Regions from separate parts of the Mus musculus genome. Here region 1 is linked to region 2. A link is a loop called in an ENCODE intact Hi-C map of the cell type or tissue named here. Cell type or tissue: heart. All regions are shown on one strand.

The links. Hi-C counts contacts between places; a loop is a spot of excess contacts. Peaks named below come from ENCODE experiments on the same cell type or tissue, not always from the same donor. Only the 100,000 strongest peaks of a DNase experiment are listed, where the experiment ranks them.
Region 1: a loop joins it to region 2, with 2.1 times the contacts of the local background. A loop is called at or near these places in 2 of 42 quality-filtered maps.

The regions. Positions count from the first base shown.
Region 1 is chr10:11,190,531-11,198,530 of GRCm38, reverse strand. Shprh (SNF2 histone linker PHD RING helicase) reads right to left here. Exons shown (of 30, transcript NM_001077707.1): 23 at 7,444-7,545; 24 at 5,974-6,045; 25 at 4,162-4,350. Among named protein-coding and RNA genes, the nearest start is that of Shprh, 45 kb to the right of the region's middle. In heart, no CTCF peak of the experiment used is centred here; no DNase peak of the experiment used is centred here.
Region 2 is chr10:11,341,085-11,349,084 of GRCm38, reverse strand. Epm2a (epilepsy, progressive myoclonic epilepsy, type 2 gene alpha) reads right to left here and starts at 5,640. Exons shown (of 4, transcript NM_010146.2): 1 at 5,317-5,640. The coding sequence starts at 5,614. In heart, a CTCF peak has its summit at 3,780 (motif pointing right); a DNase peak (open chromatin) is centred at 5,354; H3K4me3 peaks cover 1,609 bases; H3K27ac peaks cover 1,591 bases.

The sequences.
Region 1 (8,000 bases), 150 kb after region 2:
TCTGATTCACCACATCCAAATGCCTTGCAGTTGTTGGAACTTGCAAGGGGAATTTTGTTTACTTTGTAACATGCCCAGTAGGTTCCAAGGTCACTTAGGAATACTGTCACTGTTGCTGTGGATGATACAACTTTTATTTAAGTGCATACACCAAAGGGATACTAGTGATATCAGTATCTTATTTCTATGTTTAATCCACAGGATGCCTTAATCTGTGAAATCTCAAGTTCCAAAAATATCTTTAGAAACAAAATACCAAAGACTATTTATTACTATTTTTGCATTCTCTGAATACCTTTTATATGATCTCAAGTTATATGATTAAGCACTATGTATGCCAGCATACTGTCTGCTATGTACAGAAGTCTTGTCATGAATACTTAAGAGTGAAATTAAAAACCCCTTAAGGTTATAGAAACTTACATATTCATATTTTTACTAAGTAGCAAAATTTGACAATAAAAAAACTTCAGGTTTAGGAGCTGTAGGGACCAAGTCAGAAGAGTAGAGTAGCCTCTGAACACATATTAAGCAGATGTTTGAAAGAGCGAGTGACAGACAGTAGAGTATAAATGTGACAGTGTCAAAGAGGTGACAGGTAACAACAGGTAGAAGTGGCAGACAGGAATGGTGACAAAAAACGTAGACAGAAACAAACACAAATGTGGTGGGAATTACAGTGAGGAAGTGGAAGAGGATGAGATTGGCTTATATAATATGTAAAATATTTAATCATGTTTGCTAAAGAAGAAATGTAAACATGTCTGAGTCAATGGTAGGAAAAGCTATCTTTACTAAAGTCTCTAATCTTTTAGTTTTCTGAATAAGACAGTATAATACATGTGTTCAGACATCTGTGAAAGATACATAACAGCAAGAGTATTTAGTAATATTTCAATACTGACATCTCCTTCCCAGCAGGGCTGCAAACCTAACTGTACTGGGTATAGGAAAGCTGCCATACAGGAACAGGTGTGTGGGTCTGATGGCTCAGTGACTCAGAGCCACAGCCGCACAGTTTACTGGCAACTAGACCAGCCTCCTTCTAACCCTCCAGCACAGGGCATGGAGGCAGCTCTGCCTCATCCTGGCTCCTGGTGTTTCCACTGTGTAAGGCTGAGCTGCCCCATCTTATTCATCAATACCACTTGTGGCTGTTGGCATACCTGCAACTCCAGCAGAAAGAAGAGAAAAGAAGAGTAAACAGACAGCGTCTTAACAAGAGGGAGAGAAACATGAAAGTGTGGAGAACGTGGGAGAGACTGCGAAGGACAATTCTAGGAACAGAACACTGACCACAAAGTCTCAAGGCTGGCCGGCCTCTGGGCTGCTCCAATCACACACTTTACTTTGCAACTTCTTAACACATGTTTTTACAACACATTCACCCAAGGAATTCAGAGACAGACTGCATTATCCTCAGATCATGATCCTCTCCTCGCTTCTTCCCAACTGTCCTATAGTTCACACTGTGTATTCATCTCCCATGTACCTCCTTACAGTCTTGAATGTTTTATGGCAGAGTAAGTGCTGTAAGATCATCATCACTGGGGGCTGCAGCAGTTAAGAGCACTGGCTGCTCTTCCAGAGGTCCTGAGTTCAATTCCCAGCAACCGTATGGTGGCTCACAACCATCTGTAATAGTATCTAATGCCATCTTTGGTGTGTGTGTGAAGATAGCAACAATGTTCTCGTCGACATAACTAAATATTTGTTTTTTGAAAAAAATCATCATCATCATCATCATCAATCATTTTCCTTTGGGCTCTGCATTAGAGTATCAACATTACTTTCTTTGGTCTCGAACACAAATAAATTTGCATTCTCTCCTCACGAGACTCAATTCCCCTTTAACTCTTTTCTTGGTATCATATAGTAACACTATTTTTCATTTGTTCAGCACGTGGGTACCTAATTTAAAATCATTATATACCTCAAATTGAGACATTCATCATCTGCTACATATGCATTCCAGTCTCATCTAGCATTATTTTCTTTTACCTCACTTAAACTATCCCATTCCAGATAAAGATACACACACACTTACAGTTTGTTTGCTCAACAGCTCAACCTATAACTATTTGAATTCAATGAGATCTCTACTTTTTATAAGCTAATACTCTATTTTTTTCCAAGGGTCTAATACTACAGTTTAGTTTTCTTTCCTGTATCTTCAGGTTACCCTTTTATTTTTGTGTGTGCATGTGTGCACACACACACACACCACAGTGTGCATATGGTCAGAGGACAACTTTGGGTGTCCTCTCCTTCCACCATATAGGTCTCAGAAAAGAACTCAGGTTGTTGGGCTAGGCAGCACGTTCCTCTGCCTGCTGAGTCCTCTCACTGACTCCTGTCTAGTCTTTTATTGGAGCTTAAGCATGCTTTAGAATCTTTTATCTTGAATACAATGAAACAACAGAGAACTTACTTTCTACACTTGCCTCTAGTTACAAGTCTTGGTTTATCTGATTTTTCACATCAGAATTCAGGGTATTTCCCTGCTATACCTGCTAATGCTCAGTTACATTAGTGGCCCTTGAACATACCTACCTCTTTCCAACTCCACTGTCTCCACCCTAAATACATCTTAGCCAACTGTGTGGCCCCCTAAACACACCTACATTTTTTCCACTTTTGTTCTTGTTTCTTTTTCTTTTGCTAACTGATTTTCTTCATTGTAGCAAGGAAGATCTTGGCAAGGTTTAGAGCCTGAGTGCCTGCCTTGCCTGCCTTTCCATTTTATTTTCAGTTTTGCTACTGCTCTGCAGCCACTCACTTCTGTGTTAGGCTTGTCTGTCTTGGTCTGATCACATATTGTGAGTTCTTTTTCAGTCTGGGAACATCCTCTTGGCAAGATCAGTTCTACCTTCTTTCCATGTTGGACAATCCACTCATTTTTTACATTGTGTTTCTTAACAATCATTTCCTCAGAAAAGCTCAGATTGGCTTTAATTTTATAATATTTATAATTTAAAAAAATCATTGTTTAATGTCTTTACTTTTTGCTGTAACTCAAACTCCTCTCCATTCCTACCACCAAACTGTAACCTCAGAGAGATCAGCAGCCACATCTTGACTGTGTATTACATCTGCAAGGCCGCTCACTGCCTGGGCATAGGAAGCATCTAATAAGTATGCATGGAAGGAATGAATGGAAATTCATTCCAACTCTGGGGACAGCAATGTGACTGACACTTTAAATTTACTCAAAAAGCAGCTACCAATCTTCTAACTTACCTGTTGGTTTCTTAGGAGGGAGAACACTCTAACAAATACCTACCTCTGTCAGTAATTTCAACTTGTTCTCAAATCTACTCAGAAAACACATTCTTAAAATATAAGAATGTCAAGGAATCTGAGGATGAGTCCTCTTCCTGCTTAAGCATTAGTACCACCGCTGCCTACTCTATACAGCTAGCCCCTAGTGCCTATTAAATGACATATTAATTTACCTTTTGACCAAGTCTGATTAGAAAAGAAATTTAAAAGCACATGTAAGAAAAATAAAAAATAAAAACACCTAGTGTTTTTTTTATAAATGAACACATTTGGGGTAGAAAGTCCAGTGGATCCTATTTGTATGCTGAATTAGTAAATTTTTATTTTGAATAAAACATGAAAAAGTCAATACAAATTCAAGTTTCTCTGTATTCTGAAATGTCAGTACACAGTTTTAAAGAACACTGTGTTGTCTTTGGGATAATCAGCTAATGCTAGGAACCCATTTTTTCCTGGCTTAGACTAAGTAAGTAGAAAGCTTAAAAAAAAACAAAGCAAAACAAACAAACAAAATAACTTTAACAACTACATATTTGGATTAAAAAAACCAAAAACCTTTTTCAATGTTAAATAGTAGACACCGCATCTTGGGCAAGCTAGCCAAGTATTCTAGCACTGAGGTCTCTTCCTAGTCTGAAACTGACTGTAGTGACGAGAAGCAGCATACAGGGCAGGGAAATGCAGTTCTTCAGCTCTTAGTGATATGACTGCGGCTGACTGTATTAGTTAGCTCTCTCCACAAGGAGCAGGTGATAAAGCTGAGTCTCCAGCTACTGTGGATATACTCAACAGTGGTTTCTACGCTCACTGTGCCAACTGTCTTTAATGCTTCACTTGGCATGCACTGCTTTAATTGTGTATGTTCTTGACTTACCATACCTTCACAGGGATATCATCCTCTTGGTTTGCCTTCTCTGAGGTGAAGACATAGGAGACTTCTTTGTGTGATGTGGTCTGGCGGCAGATAGCACACTTGATGGAACTTCGATGAGACCCCACACTGTACTGTTCAATTATAATCGAAGTGCATTCATTACAGAAGCAGTGTCCGCAGGTCAGCACTGCCCACTGAAAAAAAACCATGCATGGCAAGTCATGGTGAGAACGGGTCAATGAGACCTTCCTGTCCATGAACACATACACAGGCAAAGAGGACTTACAACTCCAATTCCTAAGTACCTCATGGTAAGATATTTTTAGTCTAAGAGAATTACATTTTCATCTTCATTTTCCTTAATAGTCAACTATCATTATTTTGTAAGAAGCTAGTGTTCTCATTTCAGATTTAAAGAAAACATCAGTACTGATTACACCTTCAGTACTTAACAGCAGATAATGCAGAACTGAGAACATTAATGTGAAGGTAATATACTCATTGCTACTTAACTTATTAACATACTTACAGTTTCACTTGCTAACACACTTATTCAGAAAATAAGACGATATTTCAGATTTGTTTGGAAAGACACAAGAAATTTTTTGTGGACCCTTTTGTGAGATCATTTGTCTTAAGTTTGCTGCTTTGTGGCAATGGGTTTTAGGCTCTCAGCTTATTTTTTCCTGGATTTGGACACATCTGTATTTGCACTGAAAGGGACAGACAGAACTCTGCAATGTGTCCAGGAATCTCCTTAAAAAGATTTCAGATTAGGGGCAGGAGAAATTGGGGTAACAGTGTGGCTTTGAAATAGTTTATGAGGAAAGTTCATTTTGTTCCAGTTGGGGACACCTTTCTTGCAGCTCCCTAGTTTCACCCATGTAAGCAAAGGCTGAAACCGGGATCTTCAGACCCTTTAGTCCCATTCAAGTTTGCTTCGCAGAGCAACACTACTGAGTACCCTGTGCACCTCAAATGACACTGGAAATGTAGGATAGGACTTTCTCTTTTCACAGGAATTCAGTTCATAAGGTACAGAGCAAGACTGGTCCACCTTTTCTCACAACAGGAAGAAATGACTGAACAGCAGCAATAACGAGGCATTCAGTAAACAGACTCTGAGAACAAGTGGCAGCATCTCTAACAGTAGCAGCAGAAATGTAGGACACAGAGGCCCTACAGCATGGAACTTTATAAAAGCCCTGACCCAGGGCTAACTACATGATAGGCACACACAAAATCACTAAAGAACTCTAAGGCCCAATCCCTTCCTTAATAGTGTTGTTTTTACTTAAATCAGACATTATACACTATTATATACTTTTATTCTGCTGCTCAATAATTAATATAGCAGCTTTCCTATTAAGATTTACAGTCTCTTTTGAGAATATCTTTCTCTGTAATTCTGGTTGGAGGCGGTATCTGTACTTTAAAGATAAGATCTGAGACTTTACTGTTGTTAGGAACTACATCACTGTCTCTGTACTAGTAAATTTGTAGTATGTTATACTTTGTTCAATTACCAAATGTTAATGTGGCAAAATTAATGTCTTGTTTAGAAATGTTTACAACTATGCATCTTTAATGAAAAAGGTATGGTTGGTTGTTCTAGGGTTAAGTTTTTAGTTAGGAAAAAGTTTATATATTTGTAACCTTAAGCATGTTAACTAAGCCTTGACCCTACCTCTAACAGTTATGAGAAAGTGTATATATTTGTATACATGCACAAGACAAAGAAAGCCTGGCTAGATGTAGAAACAGTATACATTGTAAGGTGTTTTATGGATTCCTGTGATGTTTTATTATAACCTTACCTGTTTTCCCAGCTGTCGAGCACAGATTGGACAAGGCTCTGGATTAATACCTCCTGATGTTTTATCTTGAGACTATAGGAAAAAAAGATCAAAAAACATGTTAGCTATGTTTTATATTTAGGATTTGATGCATGCTGTGAAATTCATTTGTAGGGTATATGCTTGTAATTTCAACCTGAATTATCTAACTAGTGAGATCACCTAATATTGTACATGTTACCTAATACTACTATTACTATTTCTGGAATTTATTCAGCACACAATTAAAGAAAGGAAAACCAATTTTTTTTTTAAACCACAGCTTATAGTGTTATGCTACTATACTTGTAATTACAATAGAAAGTAAATTTAAAATCAAAATATGAACTAATTTTTGAAAGTTTATTCTCAAGACTATGCTTTATTGTAAATACATACAAATTACTAACTGTTATGGTGACACAGAACTGTAATCCTAGCACTTGGAAGATAGAAGCAAATAAATCAGGGGTAATCTTGAAGGTAGTCTTGAGGGAGCTCTGACTACATGAGACCCTTTCTCTTTTTGTTGCTGGAAAAAAGAAGACCTTAAAAAACACTTTAAATTTAGAGCTTAGAAACAAACAGCTTCTTAGCTATTATAGTACAAGTGTACCCTCATGCATATGTAGCCCAAGATCAGGCATGGGAAAGGCTGTGATTTGGCACAATTCTGTTTTAATAGTGTTGCCACTCAGCATCCCTGGTTTAATCTAACTAAACAAATAACTGGGAAGCAGATATACGATTGATTTGAAACGTCTGTGTATAGAACTGTATCAAATTATAATAGATTTTTCAAACACCTCCTTAAAATTCTCATAAAATTTTAAAGAGTTTCAGATAGTCAGCAAGGTAGACAACCTTTAAAACTGGAGAAAACTAGAGATTTTCTTTCTAATTTCACTAACTAAATATTCTAACACTAAAAGAACCAAAAACCAAAACCAAAAAACCCTTTAACTTCTAAGTAGTGATAAAAAACCAGAACTTAAATTCAGTACCTATAAAGATCCAGAAATTTGCTTATACAGTCATTTAAAAGAGTTTAATAAATTAGTTCATCTTAGTATTGATCTGTTTCAGATCACATAAAACAAACCACCTACAACATAGTGCTTAAAAATAATTAATCATATATTTTTCATAATTTGCAGGTCATCCAGGTACTTTCCTGGCTGGGCTGGGCTGAGGGATAGATGGCTGTGGAGACAGAACGAGTCGTGGTCATGGCGGTTGGTAGCGTATCTACCTAGGCAGGGAGGGCAGAGGCTGAACTGAGGGTTTAGCAGACGGTCTGCATAACTATTGCAGGCAGTAGTAGTCTTGATTCATCCAACACTAACACACAGCCTGTACTATTCATTGCAGGGCTGGAATTGTAAGTGGAAATTACCACTAAAGTGTTTCTTGAAATACAGTATAGGGAAAACATAATTTTAAAAGCTATACCTTCTCCAAATTCGTTAGGTAAAGAAGCTGTCCAAGTTTCTTCTGAAGCTGTGATGTAGCAACAGCTTTATCATTCACCAGTTTTATACGATTCTGTTCAACCTAGAAACAAACCAACCCTTTATTCCCTCTCAAAAAGATGGGTCAACTATGTTAAACATGTATGATTTTTCTGAATAATCAAATTCACGCCCCGTCCTATGAAATACCATTTATACATTAAAACTTAATTTTACAAGATTAATACTGAAAATATAGTTTGAAAGGACTTTTTTTTTAAAGCTGAAGTCAGACTTCCATAAAGTTCTTTTAAAAAGAAGCCTCATGATATATAGGAAATCGGATAAAAATCCCTCTGAATTCTATTTCTGTGCCACTTTTCACTAATACAAGCGTGGGATGAAGACAATGACACAACACACTGCTTGGTGTGAGTGGTTTATCATATGGAGACACTACCCCTGACTGTTCTTCCTCTTCTGCAATACATCAGACAGAAAGAGAAATAAATAGAAGGGATTTCCTTTTTATTACTTCTTATGTTCCTAGTGCTGTAA
Region 2 (8,000 bases):
AGAATAAATAAAAATTTAAGTATGATTACAGACGCCTGGCTTTCTTAATGTTCTTCCTTTTTCTTGATTTTATTTACTAAAATCACGGCCACATATACCTTTAAAGCTTTTGCCTAAACAAACTTACCCTGTCTTAGGATCTGGAAAAACACTGAGGTAAAAATCCCACACACATACCAAAAGTTATTTTAAAACTTGTAACAAAAAAAAAAAAAAAAAAACTTTATAGTTTAAAAAACATCTATGTACAAGTAATCTTAACGTGCTAAAACATGCATATGTGCAACTTGGATCCAATTCTTGCTTAGGAAAATAATTAGTTGGGGGGGGGATTTAAAAGGCTAAATGATGGCCCTCAAGTCCCTCAGAGAAATGTGTTGACAATGGCATTTAATGTCTTTAATGGGCAGGAGGGACAGGAAAACACCATAAGCCCCCCTGTGAAAAATACCAGCTTTCAGCAGCAGCCCTGAGACTACCTCTGAAGAATATGGGTCACCCACAGACCCCACTTGGAACTTGCTTCAAGTGTAGCAACAACACTGGCCACTGGGGAAAGGACTGTCTTCATCCTTTGCCTGCCACCGGGACCTTGTCTGAACTGTGGATGGGTGAGACAGTGAACAGTCACTTCTTTTCAAGGAAGGTCAGTACCCCAAGTTCCTCCTCCCCAGGAAAACCTCTTAGATCTTCTTGGCCTAGAAACTGAAGACCAGCACTGCCCTAGGACCTCAGCCTCTAACAAGGCCATCAAGGTTACCACAGAAGCACAGATAGAGAAACTGTACAGAGAAAAAGTCTCTGTCATTATTAATTAATATGGGTGCCACTTGAGCCATACTTCCTGCTTACTCTGACAAACACACTTCTCAGACCTCAGGGGTGCTGATGACCCCTCTAGTCATAGGTCCCCTCCACTGTTCCCTCTGCAGCCATCTGATAGTCCGTGTCTTCTTCTTCATACCTAGCTGCCCAGCCCCTTTATTGGGCAAGGATATTGGCTAAACTAAGCCTTTCCACTGCCTTCATCCATTCCTCCAGAATTTTCCTTCTTCTCCTAGTCTCTGAGGACAATACCCTCCAGTTCAGCATTCTTTTAGATACAAACTGAGCCTATTTTTCTATTTTATATTAAGTAATTAAATTATGTCAGTCTTGCAGAGGTGAGACCCACAGGGATGTTTTGATAGATAAAATATTTTTAGTGTTTCATCTGTACAAACTTTAAGTTGATTTTCCTTTTAAAGAGACAAATGTCGTTATTGCTGCTGTTCAGTAGATTAATTGTTTAATATTGGATGGTGACCTTCTAGATGGCTAGACCAAAGATGAAATATTAGCATTGTGTGGTAAGACTCATCTATTGCTCTCTAGACCTGACTGTAGTCCCTACACACCTGAAAGCCTGGACTAAGAGTGGATTGGGTTTGACTTTTGTTTAAATTAAAAAGTACATTTTCTTTCTCAATGTTTAAAATGAATGGGTAAAATGTAATTCTAGTAAGGTAGATGTAGTTGAGCAAAGATACTATAAATAAAAAAGGAGTTTAAATATAAAATGTTCTACTTTGTGAATATGCGAGTATAGAATAAAATTTCCTTCATCCATCTATCCCCTTCCTTTCAAATAAACCTTAATTTACAACTGGCAGGTTTGTCTAGATTCCATTGCCTTTTATGTAGCACTGGGACAGATTTGGCTGTAGTTTTAGTCATCTACTTTAAGAGTTTGTCTTCAGATAATCCAAAGGAAAAGAAGTTTACATTCTTGAATATATATTAGCCTCGGCCTAAATAATGATTCCTCTGAAGTAAACCCTTGCCAGGAACAGAACTGACGGATTCTCCACCTCCTCACTCCCTAACATACACTGCTGCGCTGTGCTCGCAACAGCAGACTCCCCTACTCCTTTCCTAGGTCTTTTTTTAAAAACTCAGTTTCAGTCCTAAGGTATACAACTGGATGTTTTTCCTGATGACACAGTGTCGGGAAGTTATTCATATCTAAGAACTTCTGACTGGTCTGGGAAGGATGATGGATTGAATACTCCTAATTTTGTCTGGAAGTCTGGCAGAGTTACAATGTTGTACATTTTGTGGAAGCTTATGTTTTTGTACTTTATATTTCAAATAAGATAGTTTTAGAGTCTTGAGTGAAGAAGAGCCACCTTTGTATTCCACAGTAATAACTAATCCCTAACTCACCCTCTACATCACGGAGGAATGCCATATGCGCCTCCATGCTTCTTCAAATCACCCTACACATCAATGAGGAAGTTTACATTCTGCTCCAAATCACACACAGAAACCAGTGGACTGTGACTTTCTCAGTCATGAGTAGGATAGGTTTGGCAACCTCAGTAGCTGATAGAGATCTGGATGCAGAGCTGGGGGGGGGCACTGGGGGGTGTCACAGTTTATATTTATGTCAGTAGATCTCTACCCAGTTGGCAGAAACCATCCAACAGTCAACCTTGGCCCTACCACTCCTTCAAGACCAACTCACCTTCCTAGCTTCAGTGTTCCTATACAACTGATGGGCTCTCAACTTGCTGGCTGCCAAAAGGGACGGCACTTGTCTCTTATTCAATAAAATATATGGTGGTCCTATGTAAATCAGTCTGCCCAAGAGGAAGAGAGGGGAAAAAAAAAACTCACATAAGTTGGCTTATAAATCTCGACCTCCATGGACCAACTCCAGCATATACTGGATCCTCAGTATGTCTACTCTAGACATGTGGTTGCTGGGAATTGAACTCAGGACCTCTGGAAGAACAAGCAGCCAGTGTTCTTAACCGCTGAGCCATCTCTCCAGCTCTACCTCAGTTTCCTTAAGCGTCCACTTTTTAATTCTCCCTTTTCTTCTGTCCACCTTCCTCAGCAGAGTCTAAGAACCTCCACTATGTTCTGGTTTTCTAGTCTGTGCTAATGAGGAAACCAACCTCTTTGGCTCAGGGTTGCTGGGGACTGGGTGCGTACTCCTGTGTAAAAATGCTAGTATTATAGTATAGTGAAGAAATGAGACTTTACTCATCCAGAGACAGAGTCTGCTTCTGGAAATTCATTTTCCCCCTTTTATTTACTTAGTAATTTGGTGTTTTTGAGATGGGGTCTCTATGTAGCTCTGGATATCCTGGAACTCACTTTGTACACCAGGCTGGCTTTTGAACTCTTGAGTGCTGGGCTTTAAGACATACATCACCATACCAGGCCTCCTTTTTTTTTTTTTTTTGACTGCGAGTACAAGGTCTTGGTTTGCAATGACAATAGCAAAAGTACTAAGCACAGTGGTTCACAACTTTCACAGCACTCTGGAAGCTGAGGAAGGAGGGATGCTACCAGCTACAGGCTACCTGTACATGCATTGCCTCACATTAATCTGCCCTGGTCTAACAAACCATATTCCTGGGTTAGACAGTTTAGCCCCTCCCACACAGTTATCCATGCTCTTAAAGACAGCATCTCCTTGTTAATTTCCAATCCTCAGAACCAACCTACCCATCTACAAGAAGGTCCTGATAACTGAGAAAACAGAACATGAACACATGAAACTTAACTCAAAAAACAAGTCAGAGTACAGAGAATAAGTGGGGTGTGTGTATTATTTTAGAAATCTTTTTTAAAAAGAAATGTCTCTAATAGGATAAAATGAACTCTATAAAATAAAAGTCAATATCACATCTATAATTTAAAATAAGGGTATTAAAGCCAGCAGGGATAATGGACTAAATTCTTTATATTTTATAGCATGTACAGTTGCTAATTTTATGCATTTCCAGTAGGTGTCAATAGATACTCTTTTTTGCAAGCTACATATAATGTATGTGGTAACCTGCAGAAAAATTGAAAACAGACAAGTTAAAGTGAATGCATTAAGAAATAGCAACCCAACCATCAGCACTTTGGGGGTATTAGAAACGCTGATAAAGGAGGAGACCTGGAAATGGGTGCTCTAGTACACCACGCACCGTTATTAAAATTATCAGATGTAATTTTACTGTGGAAAAAGGACACAGTGACATTAGTAGAAATGCACTGCAAAGGGAGGACAGCCAAAGGCAGGCAGCTCTCACATCTGACATAATGAAGTGCTAGCTGACCATCAAACCCAAGAGTGGCCAAAAAGACCAGCAAAGGGAATAAACAGATCCCAGTAAACCACGTGCTTTTCTTGGGTCTCGTTTTTTTGTTATTCTGCATTCTTGTTTTCCACAAGAACTGGCTAATGGCCTGGTTGTCTGCCCATACGAATTTCTCAAGAAGCATTCATTCCCTCCACGGGACTCTGAGAACCACTGAGCCACACACGTTCAGTTTGCCACCACGCCCATTGCCTTCACAGAAAAGGCTGTCTCGATCCACCCAGCGTGGTCGGTGGACACGCTGCTACGGATTTTTCAACACATTCCTTACTGAAACGTAAAGTGGCGACATTTTGGCTTGTCCAAATCCATTGTACAGAAACATTTCCAAATGCTAGAAAGAAAACCGCACTTGGATTCCAATCCAAGAATCTCGAAAACCAAAAGGAACCTTAATGCACAGTAACAGCTGCACAGTATTTTTTTTTTTCACTTAAAAAGTAAAACACACCTGTATGCAAATAAGTCTGAGCTATATTAATATTGTTAAAGAAAAAATAAATACTCAAAATTATATATTGTACAATATTTGTTCAAACAGTTACACACACACGCGCGCATGCAGGCAATATGTTTAGGTTTTGTATGGTGGAAATGCTGCTTTCAATCATATATTCTTATTATAATATTTTTGTGGAACAAGTTCTCACTTTGTAGCCTTGGCTGGCTGGGAACTCCCAGCAATCCTCCTGCCTCAACCTCCCAAGTACTGAGATTACAGATTTGTGCTATCACAAGTGGCTATTTACTTTTATTATTTCTTTACAACCGATATTACTCTTTACATATTTTAAGAAATCAAGTCATGTCTCAATTGTCTTCTATCGCGGTGACCTGACTTTGGGGGAGGAGCTTGCTATTTCCCACGATTCGGTCTCAAAAATCTAAGGGAAAATTCCCTCCAGCAAGCGGCCCCTTGTAGTGTGGGGTGGGCCACTTCGGAGTGGATTAGAGAGAGGCCTAAGGCAGGAGACCCTCGGAACTGGGTCTTGATCCGGACCAGGGCATCGCTGTGCAACCGGGTAGGGTCAAGATGGTGGGCGAGCGGTGGCCAACAGTTAAGTGCACGGGGAGCTGCGGGGGCGCGCGAGCTGCGGGCTGCGCGCCCCCGAGGCCGCGGCCGGGGTGCACGGGGAGCTGCGGGGTGCGGGCCTCGGGCCGGGGAGCGCAGTACCTTCCCAGTGCAGCTCGCCTCCAGGCTCGCGCTGCAGGAACTTGTACCAGAACGTGTCAACGCGGCCCGGCTCCGCCCCGCCGGCCTCCTCGTACGCCTCCAGCTCCACCTCGGCGAGCCACAGGCCGGGCTCCTGCAGCGCCAGCGCAGCGGCGCCCGCCGCGGTACCCGCGGGCCTGAGACGCACGGCGCCGTGCGGCTCCCAGCGCCCTAACTCGGGCCGCGAGCCGGCGAGCAGCAGCTCCTGCCGAGCGCCGGCCACCGCGGGCGGCACCACCACGCCGAAGCGGAAGAGCATGGCGGTGGCCCGAGTCCTGGGAGCCTGGCGAGCGGCAGCGGCGGCGGCGCGAGCTCCGGGGCGGCGCGAGACGTGCAGCGCCGCGCGTTTGTGGCCCGGTCACGCGGCCGTGGGATCAGGGTTCCCAGGCGCCGTGGAGCTGCAGCCGCAGGAAGCGGGCATTCGGGGCTCGCGAGAGGCTGAGACCCACACTGGACCTAGGAGGGAGGAAAACGACACCCCGACATTGTCCTGTCGTCTTCCCAGAGATCTGAAATCACTTTTACTAAGTCAACAAAGGAAGAAAGAGTTGTCTAGCCTGAACCTCCAGCCTCAGTGAAGTTGCCGATCCAAGATTTACCTGTAACCCTCATTCAAGCACCCCAACATTTAGTCCTTATGGGCCTCTGATTATAACGTGGGAATAATACATATGAATAATGTTCTTTAGAGACCCTCCACTCAATACACAAAAACCCAGCGTTCATCAAACACACAAAATACTTTCCCTTGCCTAAAGGGACTAAAGAGAAAAACAAAATTTCAGCCTCCTCTTTTTAGCGTGTATAAGTTGATCTCAAGATCAAAAAAAAGAGAAAACCTTGTTTGTGAGATGACAAAGTTTAGAAACAAGGTCTCACTGTGGAAATCAGACTGGCCACAAACTCTTGAGATTCTCCTGCCTCTGCTCCTTGGATTACAAACCTGCATCACCAGTGCCCAGCTACTGTGTGTGTGTATGTGTGTGTGTGTGCGTGTGTGTGTGTGTGTGTGTGATAAAAACCTATTTAAATTTTCTTCTTGGGGAAAAAAAACAGAAAAATAAATAAAAGTTGCTTCTTGCAAATATTAGCACTTTAGGTCAAGAAACAACTGTGTCATTATTTGGCCTCTGGGAGCAGAGGAGGCTGCTTCAACTTGTTATTAATATGAATAAAGAAATGTCTGGAGTGGCTGGGGTTCGTTCTGGTCAGTGCGAGCCCCAGGCCACCTTGGGCACGAACTCCGCAGACCTTCCCAAGGTCCCCAGAGAACTCTCCATGATGCAGGTGCCCTAGCACACCCAGGATCTTAGGATCACTGAGGAGAGTCAGCAACCAGAGAGGGCCCTGACCCCATGACTCGAAGGTGAGAAAGCCAACTTGTATCCCTGGTATCTCAGAGACCAGTCTGAGCAGGAAAACAGGAGGGCCTCAAAAGCAACAGAGCTTCTTAGACAGGGCCCCTTCATGCCTCATCCTTAGCCAGGAGGCAGAGCTGAACTCCAGACCTCTGTGCATCTTCCCTGCAAGAGAAAAGCTTGCTTGCAGAGTGCTCTAACCTCAGGAGAAGAGTTGGACTCCCAGGAGTGCTGACAGAGGCTAACAGAATCACAGGAGGAAAAAACTCCAGCAAGACACAGCTAGAACATCTAACACCAGAGATTATCAGATGGCGAAAGACAAACATAAGAATCTTACTAACAGAAACAAGAACACTTGGCATCATCAGAACCCAGTACTCCCACCACAGCAAGTCCTGGATACCCCAACACATGCGAAAACAAGATTCAGATTTAAAATCATATCTCATGATGCTGGTAGAGGATTTTAAGAAGGGCCTTAATAACTCACTTAAAGAAATACAAGAGTACACTGCTAAACAGGTAGAAGTCCTTAAAGAGGAAGCACAAAAATCCCTGAAAAAAATACAGGAAAACACTGCTAAACAGGTCCTTAAACAGGAAACACAAAAATCCCTTAAAGAATTACAGGAAAACACAACCAAACAGTGATGGAACTGAACAAAACTATTCAAGATCTAAAAATAGAAGTAGAAACAATGAAGAAAACCCAAAGGGAGACAACTCTAGAGATAGAAATTCTAGAAAAGAAATCAAGAACCATCAGCAACAGAATACAAGAGATGGAAGAGAGACTCACAGGTGCAGAAGATTCCATAGAAAACATAGACACAACAATCAAAGAAAATGCAAAAAGATCCTAACTCAAAACATCCACGAAATCCAGGACACAAAGAGAAGACCAAACCTAAGGATAAGAGGTATAGATGAGAATGAAGATTTTCAACTTAAAAGGGCCAGTAAATATCTTCAACAAAATTATAGAAGAAAACTTCCCTGACCTAAAGAAATAGATGTCCATGAACAAGAAGCCTACAGAACTCCAAATATGTAGCCTCCCTCAAGCCTGAAGCAGGCTGAGCCAGAACTTGACCTTGCTGCCACTAAGGAGATTATCTAGGGTGGAGCCTTCTTCCCTAGATCACTCTATTGTTGAGCCACTGTCACTGTTCCTCTTCAAGATACTGCTACTTGCTGAGAGGCCCCCCTATCCTGCCCTATCCTGCACATCATCACCTGCAGCTGGTTCCAGGCTCCAAGGATGAATTGGCAGAAATGGACTTT